5 separate regions of the Homo sapiens genome follow, and regions 2, 3, 4 and 5 are each linked to region 1. Evidence: chromatin contacts called from ENCODE Hi-C or POLR2A ChIA-PET data. All regions are on one chromosome and are shown on one strand. Each heading gives the region's core, a stretch centred on a gene start or an enhancer-like site at or near the end of the contact. The rest is flanking DNA. Distances are from core to core; before and after follow the strand shown.

What was found. A loop is a pair of places that touch in the nucleus more often than their neighbours do. ChIA-PET counts read pairs that join two places held with the same protein, here RNA polymerase II (POLR2A). Pooled maps may share reads with other maps.
Region 2: a pooled map shows a loop between it and region 1 (6-fold over the local background). The contact joins the promoter of KDM5B here to the promoter of LINC01353 in region 1. A Hi-C loop is called at or near these places in 7 of 50 pooled maps. POLR2A ChIA-PET finds 5 or more read pairs at or near these places in 2 of 52 experiments (HEK293 and activated naive CD4-positive, alpha-beta T cell).
Region 3: a map of natural killer cell shows a loop between it and region 1 (4-fold over the local background). The contact joins the enhancer-like site here to the promoter of LINC01353 in region 1. A Hi-C loop is called at or near these places in 1 of 168 maps with a recorded cell type or tissue (natural killer cell) and 6 of 50 pooled maps. POLR2A ChIA-PET finds 5 or more read pairs at or near these places in 4 of 52 experiments (activated CD4-positive, alpha-beta T cell, activated naive CD4-positive, alpha-beta T cell and naive thymus-derived CD4-positive, alpha-beta T cell).
Region 4: a loop to region 1 is called in a pooled map, with 4 times the contacts of the local background. The contact joins the enhancer-like site here to the promoter of LINC01353 in region 1. A Hi-C loop is called at or near these places in 1 of 168 maps with a recorded cell type or tissue (CD8-positive, alpha-beta T cell) and 7 of 50 pooled maps. POLR2A ChIA-PET finds 5 or more read pairs at or near these places in 2 of 52 experiments (activated T-cell and activated naive CD4-positive, alpha-beta T cell).
Region 5: a loop to region 1 is called in a pooled map, with 4 times the contacts of the local background. The contact joins the promoter of ADIPOR1 here to the promoter of LINC01353 in region 1. A Hi-C loop is called at or near these places in 2 of 168 maps with a recorded cell type or tissue (gastrocnemius medialis and psoas muscle) and 7 of 50 pooled maps. POLR2A ChIA-PET finds 5 or more read pairs at or near these places in 1 of 52 experiments (T-cell).

The regions. Positions count from the first base shown.
Region 1 is chr1:203,285,726-203,288,488 of GRCh38, reverse strand. LINC01353 (long intergenic non-protein coding RNA 1353) reads right to left here and starts at 1,337. Exons shown (of 3, transcript NR_117097.1): 1 at 1,178-1,337; 2 at 183-500. RefSeq lists an enhancer at 332-1,531.
Region 2 is chr1:202,807,171-202,809,933 of GRCh38, reverse strand. It overlaps KDM5B (lysine demethylase 5B), which reads left to right and starts at 1,513. Exons shown (of 27, transcript NM_006618.5): 1 at 1,513-1,832. The coding sequence starts at 1,629. RefSeq lists silencers at 1,499-1,708, 1,739-1,938, 2,339-2,458, 2,559-2,628.
Region 3 is chr1:203,672,929-203,675,691 of GRCh38, reverse strand. The region is part of intron 1 of ATP2B4 (ATPase plasma membrane Ca2+ transporting 4); the gene reads right to left. Among named protein-coding and RNA genes, the nearest start is that of ATP2B4, 47 kb to the right of the region's middle. Within about 2 kb of position 1,376, at least 30 of the 41 ENCODE cell types and tissues checked have a DNase peak (open chromatin) inside an H3K27ac peak, as active enhancers do; they include natural killer cell, where a contact is called at or near this core.
Region 4 is chr1:203,605,999-203,608,761 of GRCh38, reverse strand. No RefSeq gene overlaps it. Among named protein-coding and RNA genes, the nearest start is that of ATP2B4, 19 kb to the left of the region's middle. Within about 2 kb of position 1,386, at least 12 of the 41 ENCODE cell types and tissues checked have a DNase peak (open chromatin) inside an H3K27ac peak, as active enhancers do; they include CD8-positive, alpha-beta T cell, where a contact is called at or near this core.
Region 5 is chr1:202,956,873-202,959,635 of GRCh38, reverse strand. It overlaps ADIPOR1 (adiponectin receptor 1), which reads left to right and starts at 1,324. Exons shown (of 8, transcript NM_015999.6): 1 at 1,324-1,451. RefSeq lists silencers at 746-795, 1,096-1,655.

The sequences.
Region 1 (2,763 bases), core at 88-2,587:
TGAGTGTGGAAGCACAAGACCGATGCTTCCACCCCAGCTTTGCCCTGCCCTGGGCCATTCCACCCTTCTGAGCCTCCATTTCCTTATCACTGAAATGGGGAGAATACTTTCTGGCTGGCTTCGTTTATTGTGAGAGTCAAGAGAATAAACGTTTGTGAAAATACTTTGAAAACAGCCCCCACCTATCAGTTCTCCACCAGGTGAATTCTCCCCTCTCATCCTCGGCACCAGCTCCTACCCCATTCCTCCCCTTCGAGTCTCTCTCTGTAGATTTTCATGGCTTTGGGCATTTTGTTCACAGCTCTGTTGACATTCCCTTGACCTCAGAATTCTGGAGGTGCCTTAATTCCGACTTCCCCTATAGACGCCTCCTCAGGGCAGGAAATATGCCTTATTCATTCATCCTGTGATTCCAGTGCCAGGCCCAGGAAGGGCACATAGTAGGAGCTCAGTCAGCGCTGATTCCCTTTCTTCTACCAGCAAATCCCAGGGATGGAGGCCTGAAAAAGAACCCAGTAGAATTTAGGGGAGCAGACTCTGTCCTCCAAGAGAGAGGGGTTGGGGAAGAAGGGAGACAGGAGGAAAGGAGGGGAGTGGCCCTTTGCTATGCAGGCCAAAGGATGCCCGCTGTCACCACACACAGGCGCAAGGTAATACCAGTCTCCATAGGGTGACATGGTGCTGACTGGTTTTACTCAGCGATCCCAAGGCTGGGAGAACCTCTGAGAGCCTCAGCAGAGGGCCAAGCCACTCTTCCTGGTAGGAAAGCAGACATTCTGCCTAAAAGGGAAGTCCTTGGGTAACAAGTTCCACTTCATCACAGCCAGGGCACTAACCTAAAACCCTACCCTCTCCTCCTCCCCCACCGCACAGGCAAACCATTTCCTCTTCTGCTGAGCTCATGGAAACAAAGAACAGCTGTCCTCTCATTGATTGGTTTAAAAATAAGAGACTCTTGCTTTACCTCCCCAACCCCCCACCCAGACCTCTGATGACCAAACATCTCAGCACAGTCCCCCTCAGGCCTCCACCCACTCCCCTGGGGACAGAGGGGCAGCCCCTGGGCCGCCCACAGGCTCCCTCCTCCTCCCTGTGGGGACCAGCCTCTGCCTGCCACTGAGCCACACCCGTCTACCTTCGGTGGGGTGACTGCAGCTGCCCAGCCACTGGCTCTTACCAGTGTGGCCTTGGCATTCACACTTTGGCCACCATAATTTTGTCTCTGCAGTGGGCCTTGCACAAGGCTGGGAGGAAACAGCCTCTGTAGAAATCAAGGTTTCCTGCTCTGTGAGGGCTGATGCGGTGCCATGGAGATACTTCCTGTGACTTTGCCAGGCAAACTGGAGGCCAGGGGAAAGATCGGGAGTGTGAAGTCCTGACTTCTCAGCTACTCAGAAACCCCTCTAAGCCTCGATGTTTTCATCTGAAAAATGACAGTGGCAAACTGCTTATAGAGGGACTGTCAGGATCAAACGAGATATGGTTATGAAGGCGCATTGAAAACGGTGCCACCATGGACACACGAGTTGCTATTTCTGCCTGCCACCTCCACAGACCCCAGTTCACCACCAGCTGCAATCTCTACAAGTGGCCCTGCCTTCCTGAAAACCCCAAACCAAGACTTGCCTCCCTGGGCATCTGAGTCCACCCCATCCTCTCTCCTCGGGCTTACTTACTCAACCTACACCACAGGGAAATGCACCAGTTGCTTAAGAGGTGTGGAAAGTTTCCTCCAGTTTTTTCCATGGTTTGTGTGCTTGTCTTACCTGTCCCGCCTCCTTCCTAGCACCGTGGGAGTATAAGCTGGCTCCTCTGCAATGGATCCGTGGCCAGTACCTCTGTTCCCTCACAGCACAGGATAACAATAAGTGTGCCAAATGGAAGTGTGCGTGTGGGAGAGGGCACACAGCCAGATGGCTCCTTGGGGCAAAGCCTTATTTCTACCACATAGGACTTTGTAGACAATCACTCTCTGGCTATAGAGGGGTTTTGTGCTCATTTTCTGTTGTGAATCAAGCTAATTTTGGATTCACTGGGATACAATAGTGAACTGAAAGGCAGCTGCCTGCAGGAGGAGCTCAGAGAACCAAGCAGAGCCAAGCCCTGGGAAGCCTTTTAGAGGAAGATTTGCAGAGAAGGAGTGTGACAGTCATAAGTGTCCCACGCTCTCAGTCCTCAGCAGGCTGTCCCTCCCAGTCCCAGGTTCACCTTGCAGAGGTGTGGTGGAGAACAAGCGTGCCCAGCAGCTTCCCGTCTGAAAGCCAACTGGCACAGCCCACCTCCAGTGGGCCACCCATGTTTCTGGGGCCAATGAGCCTCTGAGCTGGGAGGTCCTGGCCAAAGAAATGCCCTCCTGCCTCAGAGAACAGAAAGTTCCAGAAGATCCAGGGTAGCTTTATTCCTGACTTAGCAAGCAGACCTAGAAGTGGGATGGAGAAGGGCTTTTGAATCTCCCTCCAAAGGTCCAGAGAAATCTCCTTGGAAATTTGATTGATTATTGATTATTGTAACAAGAGTTTCTCCTCCCCCAGGAAGCTCACCAGAGTGGTCTTCTTCTAATAGAGGCGGAACTGTGTGATGGGTGGTCGGAGGTTCCGGCTGCTGTGCCAGACCGCTTGGGTTCAAATCTTATCTTTAACAGTTACCTAATATTCGCTGTGCTTCAGTTGCCTCATCCATAAAGTAGAAATTACAATGATATCTATCACATTGGATTGTTTTTGATTAATGAGTTACTATGTGCAAAACACTTAGGGCTCAGTA
Region 2 (2,763 bases), core at 264-2,763, 480 kb after region 1:
GACTTCTTAAGCATAAGAGATTTCCTTCCACTAGGTGAATCTGAAAGCGAACTAAGATCTTGACAAACATTCCTTGCATACGTTTGGCAGCTTTCTGGATGAAAGAGGTCATTTCAATGTTGACGTTCTACTTTTTGAGCTTCCTCCTTTTTTCTGAGGCTGCTGGACACTACCCCCCCACCCCCGTCCCCCGTCTCCCGCCAAAAGAAAAAAGGCGCCTCAAAAGTGTTCGTATCTCTTAAAGTTCGTTAACCTCTTTGCCTCCGTTGCCTGCTCTGCAAAATGAGGATAATATCGTACCTACTCAATATGGTGGTTGTGAAGACTCAGTGAGCTAATACATGCAGAGCGTTTAGAGCAGTGCTTTACACACAGTAGCATTAAATAGCGGCTATCACCCATAAGCACATAACTCCCAGATTTATATCTCCAATTCTGATCTCGCCCCTTCAGATTTATACCCTTCAGTCTGTTGAAGGATACCCCGTTGTGTATTTCTACCTGTATGTACCAGAGACACCTCAAATTCAAAATGTCCAGAAATGAACACAGTATCTTCTTCCCTTGAGTAACTCGCCTTCTGTATATAATTGGGGTGAATGTTCCAGCAATGCCAACGGGCTAGCATCTACTCAGGCAGGTACGCCAGACATCTGAATCTTAATACCTCGTCGTCCCCCCTCAATCTGTCACTATGTCCTAATTTTATTTCCTACCTTTGCATCCCTTCCTCATAATTATCAGCACCACTGCCTTAATTTAGATCCTATCATTCCTTGTCTGGATTATTTCAAGTCTTTCGCCCCTCTCAAGTCTGACCTCGTCATAGACTGTTTGTGGATGATTATTTTCCCTGCAACATCTCCACCTCCCAATAGTCTCCATCACTTATTAGCCATGTGAATTATGGCAAATTGCTTAACCTACCTATGCCTCACTTTCCTTATTGTAAAGTGGAAATAAGAGTACCTATCTCATAGGGTTGTGTGATTAATCATGCGATGCAATTAGAACAGTGCCTAGGATATGAAAGTGCCCCAAAATGTTACGTTATTATTATTATTACTACTATTGCCTTCTCATGAACATGCTATGTGTATGTTCAAGCTGTTATCTCTACTGGAAAATCCTTCTCCGTTTCCAATACTCTTTCCAAAACCCCCTCCTGGGTTTTACTGCACCTACCATTGTGTACTGACGTGATTGAATGATTGGCTTATGGGACTGATCCTTTCTACCAGACTTAACTTCTTCAGGGCAGGAACTCTGATACATAGTAAATGGTCAATAAAAGTTGGCTCAACTGAAACCCTAAGGATAAACTCCATCCACAGCGGAAGGCGCGGCCCCGCCCGATTCGGGGGCGGGGCGGGGAGCCGCGCGCGGAGGGTGGGTCGATGGGGGTGGGGTGGGACTCTTTTTCCTCGCCGTGGCGGCGGAGGCGCACGGCGTGGGCTTGCGGCGAGACGTCGTCGTCGGAGGCTGAAAAAGCCCAAGGTGCTGCCGTTGCCCGTACAACTCGGACTTGCTGTTGCTCGAGCCGCGTCTGCACGGGTCTCGGACCGAGCGGAGCTCGCAGCCTCGGTCCCGGAGCCCACCTTCGCCTCGCCCTTGCCCAGCCTGCGGTGATGGAGGCGGCCACCACACTGCACCCAGGCCCGCGCCCGGCGCTGCCCCTCGGGGGCCCGGGCCCGCTGGGCGAGTTCCTGCCTCCACCCGAGTGCCCGGTCTTCGAACCCAGCTGGGAAGAGTTCGCGGACCCCTTCGCTTTCATCCACAAGATCCGGCCCATAGCCGAGCAGACTGGCATCTGTAAGGTGCGGCCGCCGCCGGTGAGTCACGCCAGCACCCCGGATCCAGCTCGTGGCTGGGGGAGGGAGCGGGGACGCGCGGGTCCGGGGAGGCCCGAGGCGCGGGGGGCGGGGAGCCGGTCGCCCCGCCGGCCTCGTCAAGTTTGGGGCTGCCTAGAAGGTCGGAGTTGAGGCCGGGGGAGGAAGACGGGGGCTTCTCCAGGGTGGGAGATGAGGAGCGTGGGAGAACCGGGGGCTTCGGCGGTGCCATGGGAGGGCCGGGTCGCCGCGGGGCTCGGGCGGCCGGGTGCGGAGGTTCGGGTTCGGTTCCGGATGGAGTGATGGCAGGAGCCGGGGGTGGTCGCGGGGGAGTTTCCTCACGGAGCCTGGCGGAGGCGCGGGCTGGAGGGAGGACTGTGGGCCCGGCGAGGCTCGGCAGGCTGGTCCTCGCCTCCGCTCCCGGGGTGCGGGGGTGTGTGATGGGGTGGGGTGGGGGTGGGGGACTTGCGAGTTGTCGTGCGAGGAGGAAAGTTTTCAATATGGCGGCGGGAGCCCCTGGTCCTTTGTGTGGTGGCGGCGTCGGCCCGGAGCGGCCCTCACCTGGGCGCCCCACCCTCCAGACCAGGGCACCCCTCCACCGCCTGGTCCCCGGGCCTCCAGGTGTCCCCCGGGCCGGGGTCAAGAAGGGGGCGGCCAGCGCTGGCTGGGGGCGGGGAGGAGCCGCGGGTCCAGCCCCGGAGCGGATGTTTGTGGGGGGCGTTAGTGTCTGGGGGACACTTTTGGGGCGGCGGGGGCAGGACGGGCGGCGGTGGGCCCCGATGCCCGCCCGCGCTCCCGAACGCGCACACTCCCGGCTTCTTCTGGCTCAGCCGCTCGGCTCCCCGGGGAGGCCTGGGCTGTGCTGGTGGGGATGGGGTCCGGGCGAGGCCGTGTTTGTAGGGGAACGTCAGACGGAGAGACCTCCGAAGATTTC
Region 3 (2,763 bases), core at 127-2,626, 390 kb before region 1:
GCTACTCTGACAGCACCTTCTTCAATTCCACCAAAAAAGGTAGTACTAGAGTCAAAGCATCTAATCGGAGAAAACGTGTCACTCGTAGCCCCTGGGTCTCAGGAATCCAGAATTCATCCCTCCTCCCCAGAATCACTTGGTGCTTTTTGGTCAAACTACATCTATGCATGCTGTGGACCCAGTCATCTAGTCCTGGCTACATCTTCCAAAGAAATCCTCATCCAGGGCCTGGAGGGGGCATGTGCAAGGATGTTCACTGGAACATTATCTGTGGTGATCTGAGATCCAAAAAATAAAAATAAAATACCTCTCAGTCTTGGAGTGGCTGTGTTGTCTAGGATATGCTGTGCAGTGATAATGGTGGCAAAACTTACCAGTTCTGGTCAGATGCCTTCAGAAGGCAGGGAGAAGGTAGGACCCATAGATGACAAAAGCTTTCTCCAAACAGCGATACCAAGAATTGACCCAAGGTTGACAGCCTGATCCTGATCACCTGGTCTGCTAAGATCCAACCCATGTCACAGGTTTTAAGAACCACCAAGATGAAGACAGAAAGCTCCAGGGCATGGGTAGGGAAACAGTGTGGTGGGAGGAAGCAGGAATGTGCCTGGGAGGGCACGGCTGTCCCCCTGACCCCTGGCCACTGGCTCCATCTTGAAATGGCATCAGTATTATTAAGATGAGGCCAGGCGCAGTGGCTCATGCCTGTAATCCCAGCACTTTGGGAGGCCAAGGTGGGCAGATCACCTGAGGTCAGGAGTTTGAGACCAGCCTGGCCAACATGGCGAAACCCCGTCTCTACTAAAAATATAAAAATTCCATCCTGGCTAACATGGTGAAACCCCGTCTCTACTAAAAATACAAAAAATTAGCCAGGTGTGGTGGCACGTGCCTGTAGTCCCAGCTACTCAGGAGGCTGAGGCAGAAGAGTTGCTTGAACCCGGGAGATGGAGGTTGCAGTGAGCCAAGACTGTGCCATTGCACTCCAGCCTGGGAGACACAGTGAGACCCCATCTCAGAAAAAAAAAAAAAAAAAAAAAAAAAAAAAAAAAAAGCCAGGTGTGGTGTTGCACGCCTGTGATCCCAGCTGCACAGAAGGCTGAGACAGGAGAATCACTTGAACCTTGGAGGCAGAGGTTGCAGTGAGCTGAGATCGTGCCACTGCATTCCAGCCTGGGTAACAGAGTAAAACTCCATCTCAAAAAAAATTATCAAGATGAGAAAGGGCAGTCCCTTAGGCCCAGAGCCTTGGGAAAGCCAACCTCTTTCAAATTGTGTGAGTCACACTGGCCTGGGTCACCTCTGTGTCCTCCAGTGACTCAGAGGATGTATGGGGTGGAGGTAGGGGTGTTCACAGCAAGCTAGAGCTCAAAAAAATGTAGAGGATGAAACAGCAGCGCTCACCATTTCCTTCAGTTGTTTAAGGAGGACAAGAGCCACCTTCAGGTGGAAGTGACAATGCCATCTGGAAGGTCTGTTTAACAAAAGGGGTACTGGCAGCCTCTCCTGACCCCGTTCACTCAGGATAAGGGTTAGCAACGATAACTGCTACTCACTCCTCAGAGCTGCGGCAGGAAGCTTCTAGGCCACAGACAGGACGCAGCCCTCCGGCAGCAGCATTCAAGTATTTCGTATATGCACTCTCTTGGACTACACAGACTGTCTTTCTTGGGGCTGCTGTGGCTTTCCATATTTTGGTTTCAAGGGAACAAAGGGGCTTTTTAGCAGCTGGATCGGATCCTAGGTTATTTTTAGAAACGAATTTCAGCAGAATCATGTCATGCTTATGGAGAGGGGTCATCTCCCTGGGCTACCGGGTCGGGACCTGGTTGTTCCCAGGCCTCAGGATCTGGTGGAGTCCTCAGGACAAGGGGGAAGAAGTTGCCTGGCCACAGACTGAGGAGGCCACATCTCATCCACCAAAAGGGAGCACCAGGGGCAGCTGCTCTGTCCCCAGACGCTCAGCAGGAGAGGACTTAAAACAACATTCCTGTGTGGCCCAGATACTAGTCAGCATGTCCCATACTGGTCATCAGGCCTGGCTGCTCCCATTCCCTTTCTCCACTCTGACAGTCTCACCTGTACAGAGTACAGAGAACCTCCCATCCCCGCTTTACCTATTCCAGCCTTCTCTGGGCTTATTTCCTGGAAGTCACAGGCAAATCAGCGAGGGCTCCATGCTGAAAAGACAGTGCTTATTAAAAAAGGTGGCCAGGAATGATCGCTAATAACCTGCCACCCCTCTGCGCCTGTTTTATTCTTCCTTGTTCACATATTGCACAGACAGGATCCATTCAGTCAGCCTAGGCCTTTGGAAAGCGAACTGATCATGCTTCCTTGCACTTGAGTAATGTTTTAGAGCTGTGGTTCTCAAACCCAGAGTGAGCACTAGGATCCTCTGGAGAACTGGGGCAAACCTATTGGGCCCCTCCCTGCCAACTCCTGAGTTTCTGGTGCACAAGAACGGAGGTGGGGCCTGGGAAGGTGCACTCCTAACAAGTTCCTTAACAGGGTGAGCTGATGCATCTGGTCTGGGGACCACACTTTGAAAATGTTGCGAGGTTCCAAAGCATTCCCATGAACCCCTTCAGCTCCAGGCTGACATGGGAAGGCACAGGAAGATCTTGCCATGTGTCTCCTTCACTCTTCCCTCTCCCTCTGCTAGTCCTTCCAGGTTGCTGATCTCTGCTTCCATTTATCTCTGGGCAGCCCCCTTTCCCAGACAGAGCCCTGAAAAAGCCCACATTTTTTTAGTCTTTGAGA
Region 4 (2,763 bases), core at 137-2,636, 320 kb before region 1:
TCAGTGGAAGATGACAGTGTGACTCTTAACAACTTTGGGGAAAATCAAGAACTTGGATATCAAAATAGTGAATACCATTTGTTGCTGAAGTGCTTTATACAGATAAAGGACTCACTAAATCCTTAAAACAATCCTGGGCTGGCGTGGTGGCTCATGCCTGTAATCCCAGCACTTTGGGAGGCCGAGGTGGATGGATCACGAGGTCAGGAGATTGAGAGCATCCTGGCTAACACAGTGAAACCCCGTCTCTACTAAAAATACAAAAAAATTAGCTGGGCGTGGTGGCGGGCGCCTGTAGTCCCAGCTACTCAGGAGGCTGAGGCAGGAGAATGGCGTGAACCCGGGAAGTGGAGCTTGCAGTGAGCCGAGATTGTGCCTCTGCACTCCAGCCTGGGTGACAGAGCGAGACTCTGTCTCAAAAAGCAAAAGAAAACAAAACAAAAAAAACAACCCCATGAAATAAGCACTATTATTACTACCTCCCCCATCCCCTGCTGTTTTTTTTTTTGTTGTTGTTTTTAGATGGAGTCTCCCTCTGTCACCCAGGCTGGAATGCAGTGGGGCAATCTTGGCTCACTGCAACCTCTGCCTCCCAAGTTCAAGTGATTCTCCTGCCTCAGCTGCCCTAGTAGCTGGGACTACAGACACATGACACCACGCCCATCTAATTTTTGTAGTTTTAGTAGAGATGGGGTTTCACCACGTAGGCTGGTCTCGAACTCCTGACCTCACGTGATCCACCTGCCTTGGCCTCCCAAAGTGCTGGGATTACAGATGTGAGCCACTGTGCCTGGCTCTTTCCCATTTTTAAAGATAAGGTAGCTGAGGGCTGGGCATGGTGTCTCACACCTGTAATCTCAGCACTTTGGGAGACCCAGATGGGTGGATCACTTGAGGTCAGGAGTTCGAGACTAGCCTGGCCGAAATGGTAAAATCCATCTCTACTGAAAATACAAAAATTAGCCGGTGTGCTGGCATGCACCTGTAATCTCAGCTAATCGGGAGGCTGAGGCAGGAGAATCAATTGAACCCAGGAGATAGAGGTTGCAGTGAGCCAAGATTGCACCATTGCTCTCCCGCCTGGGCAACAGAGAAGACTCCATCTCATTTCTTTTGAAATAAAAATAAATAAAAACTAAAGATAAAGGAAGCTGAGACCCAGAGAGCTGAAGGCCTCAGAGATGTGTCAGGATTTGAATCTGTGTGCTGTCAAAATACTTGCTTTTCTCATCATGCCATGCTGCCCACCCCAACCCACCCCAGCCCCTCTTTCCTGTGGGTCTTGGTGACTCATCCTCTTTCTTGGCAGACATTGTGGTTTTCAGACATTGTGGTTTTTGATAACTCAGTAAATGAAGTCATCCTGTTGTTGTTGCTGTCTCTGCTTCTTGGGCCACGCTCCCGCCCCGGTGTCCTTGTGCTGCCTCAAGGCTCCTGGTTGCTGGAGCAGGAACTCTGTAGCTACTGTTGCTTTTTTTGTTTGTTTGTTTTATAGTGTCTTTGAAAGAACATGATTTCCCCAGGGGGTGAGCCAAGGCCATTTAAGTGATATGCTCAATGCTATCTAACAATGTCTTTCTTGTTTTTTTTTTGAGATGGAGTTTCACTCTTGTTGCCCAGGCTGGAGTGCAATGGTGCGATCTCAGCTCACTGCAACCTTCACCTCCCAGGTTCAAATGATTCTCCTGCCTCAGCCTCCCGAGTAGCTGGGATTACAGGTGCCTGGCACCATGCCTAGCTAAGTTATCTAACAAGGTCTTTCTTTTTTTTGAGATGGAGTTTCACTCTGTCACCAGGCTGGAGTGCAGTGGCGCGATCTCGGCTCACTGCAACCTCCGACTCCCTGGTTCAAGCGATTCTCCTGCCTCAGCCTCCCGAGTAGCTGGGATTATAGGCACATGCCACCACACCAGGCTAATTTTTGTATTTTTAGTAGAGACGGGGTTTCTCCATATTGGTCAGGCTGGTCTTGATCTCCTGACCTTGTGATCCGCCCACCTCGACCTCCCAAAGTGCTGGGATTACAGGCACGAGCCACCGCGCCCGGCCCACAATGTCTTTCTTATAGATCAAGAACCAGTGTTCTTATCTCAGGGTGTGTTTTCTGCCTTCCCAGGCCTCGCCACACTCACAGTACAGGGGGCAGCCTTCATCTTCCCTTTTTGCTTGAAGCCTCAAGCCTGATGTTTCAGCAGCCTGATGCTCAATCCCAAAGGCCTTTACCTTTTTCTCAGTGCCCTCCTGGCCCTTGTAAATGTGATGTATTGGTTGTCAGCATCAGGGTTCCAGAATTCCCAGGGTAGATGTACAATTAGGCTCACACCGTGCCCCTTGCTTGTGGAGACCATGGAGGGAAGTAATACCAAAGAAAAGAGGAGAGGAAAAGGGAAAGAGCTAACGTATACTGAGTAATTTCTACAAGCTAGGCACCGTGCCTTACATAAACAGTCCTGAGTCACTTAACAAACAGAGCTACAGTCTGAGAAATGCATTGTTAGGTGATTTCATTGTTTTGCAAACATCATAGGTATACCCACACAAACCTAGATGGTGTAGCCTACTACACACCTAAGCTGGATGGTATAGCCTATTGCTCCTAGGCTATAAACCTGTACAGCATGTTATTGTACTATAGGCAATTATAACACACTGGTGTCTAAACATATCTAAACATAGACAAGGTACCATGAAAATATGGTATTATAATTTATTTATTTATTTATTTATTTATTTATTTATTTTTTGAGATGAAGTCTCACTGTT
Region 5 (2,763 bases), core at 75-2,574, 330 kb after region 1:
TGCATGAATTATCTCACTCAATCCTGACAAAGACCCAATGAAATAGTATTATTTTATTCCCACTTTTCAGATGAGGTAATTATCATTTGGAGGGGTTCAGTAATGTGCTCAAGATCATAGACTGGCCTGGGACAGAAGCTTGGCTCTATGTGACTCCAGAGCCCATGCTTTTAACTAGGACCAAGAGAATTAACCCCACGTCCCTGAAGCACCTATATCAGATTACAATGAGTCACTTTCTCTGCCTCTAGAATGGCACTAGTTGCACAGTGAGCTATGATATGATTGCACCACTGCATTCCAGCCTAGGTGACAGTAAGAACCTGTCCCTAAAAAAGAAAAATTAAAAATTTTTTTGAGTTAACAGCCATATTGAGGTACTGTGCCAAGTACTCTATCTACATCAGATAGTTTAATCCTTATGATAATCCTGTGAGTTAAAGGTTTGCTCACAAGAGGAAGATTGACATTGCTTTTCTGCTTTTCAGCAACTGTGTATTGCTGTATCTGGGGCTCCAGAGCATGGGGCTCTAGAGTCACATAGAGCCAAGCTTCTGTCCCTGGCCAGTCTGTGACCTTGAGCATATTAGTGAACCCCTCCAAATGATAGTTACCTCATCTGAAAAGTGGGAATAAAATAATACTATTTCATTCTTGGGAGAAATGAGAAAATGGCCAGACCCTGAAATCCCCTTCTGTGTTGTGTGGTTCAGACAAGGGCTGCACTACCCTATGTTGTCTCGCGATCTGCACTCTAGGTGCCTGTGGGAGCAGGAACTGGGGCACGGGTTCACCAGCAAGAGTAGTTAGAAACAATTCTGCTCTCTGATAAGAAAATAACAGGAGGCAGACTGAGGTCTAGCCCAGGGCCTGGCACATGGTAGGGGCTCAATAAATAGTTTGTGGAAGGGAAGGAAGGACCATGCGGTTGAAGAAGAGATTAAGAAGTGTTTCAGAGGTGAAACGACTAGCCTTGGGGACAGAGGAGATGAGATAAGGTGTATGGTAGAAAATTCAGCATTCCCTCCCGACGTTCTGTCTCATTCTCTGAAATTTCTTCTCCATCACGCACTTCAGGCTGCGATAACGAGGTGGAGTGTAGAATCCGACGAACGTCCTCTACCCCGGGGCGGGTGGAGGTTACCTGGCTGCGGCGGGGAGGTGGGCAGGCGGCAGGGAAGGCGGGGCAGCAGGGCGGGGCCCGGGGCGGGAGGTGTGGCCGGCGGGCGCGGGCCTGTGATTGGGACTCCGCGAGAGGGCCTAGGATTGGAGGGCCCAGGCAGAGCCCGCGAGGAGGTGACGCGGCTGCGGAGGTGACGCGGGAGGTCGCGCGCCCCTTCCGGCGCGGGGAGGGCGCTGAAGATCGGGGCCGCTCGGCCGCAGGCCGCCTCCAGCGCCGCGGGATGTAGCGCGGGGGACCGCGGCCCCCAGCAGAGCCCGCCTGCCCGGCTGTAAGTCTCCCAGGGGCTGCGCGGTGGGCAGGGACTCGGCGGGAGCGCGGGGACCCCGGGGGCCCCGACCCAGGCCTGCGGAGGAGACAGCTGTTGGGGGAACCCGCTCCGACTTGCCAGGGGGCTCGGGCCCCAGCCAAGGAGCCGCCTGGCCTCCAGGCATCCAGCCGGTCAGGTTGTAAACATTTCCGGCCCCTCCCACTGCGCGCCGCCTCCGAGGCGGCCTAGGTGCGGTGGGCGCTCGTCCCCGGCTGTCCCCCGACTCCCGGCAGTCCTGTGAGTGCTGCGCCTTTAGCCCCACGGGGTGGAGATGCATGGGTTCCCCAGATCGGGACCAGAGAGCCAGAGTTAAGCCTGGCCCCGAGGCCGCCGCGCGTGGGGAGGGAGGGCTGCGGGCCTAGGTCGCGAACCGCCTCTCAGCGGGGAACAGCCGCATTGGGTTGCCAGGAAGCCCTAAGGTTCCTCCACCAACAATCTTTGGCAGGTCAAGTCCTGACAGTGCCCTCACTTTGATGGGGTGGGAAGGGAGGTTGGTGATCGCTCTGCAGGGTTAAGGTAATCCTGAAGGCTGAAATGCGGGGCAGAATCGAAGGTACTTTGGGGGAAAATGAAATTTCATTACCTTAGGTATCTAGGATTGATGTATTCTATCTTCTGTTTGAGAATTTTGGTCTTCAAGCCTTCGATTTTTAAGAAAATAGATAAGTGTTTTTTTTCCCTCAGTTTCTGGTGCTCTTTGGGAGAATGGGAAACTGACAAGGCCAATTTCAGTTTACACCGTTTCAGATGTCAAAGGAGCGCTAGGAGGCCATGGTACTTTACTAGATTAACCATAGTACTTCCCTCAAGTGATTCAGAAGACGGGCTAGAAAATACAGCGGAGAATACATAGGCTGCCATCTACAAAACAAATGATTGTAATGGCTGGTTCTTTTCTGAAATGAAGTAATAGTGGGGTCGGTTCACTGCTTTTCTCTTTTCCTAGTAGTTGGGTAGGCTACGATGGTGCAACTTCGGTTCCTGAGGTTGTATACTATCTGTATACTGCCAGGAATTTAGGGTGGTGCTAAACAGATTGCAATGTCAGGGTACCGGCTTGCAGCTACTAAATGTATTTACTCCAGGAATAACTTTTATGTACCCATATTGTGATTTGCACTTGGGAAATCAGTCATAAAAACTGATGTTACCTGTGAAGGCCCATGTTATGGTAGACCTCCGCAAAACTATACCTAATTGTAGAGTAGAAACTGAAAGCTTTCTATTCTCAATGGTCAAGACTTTGCCTGCAGGTAGGAGAGAATCTCAGAAA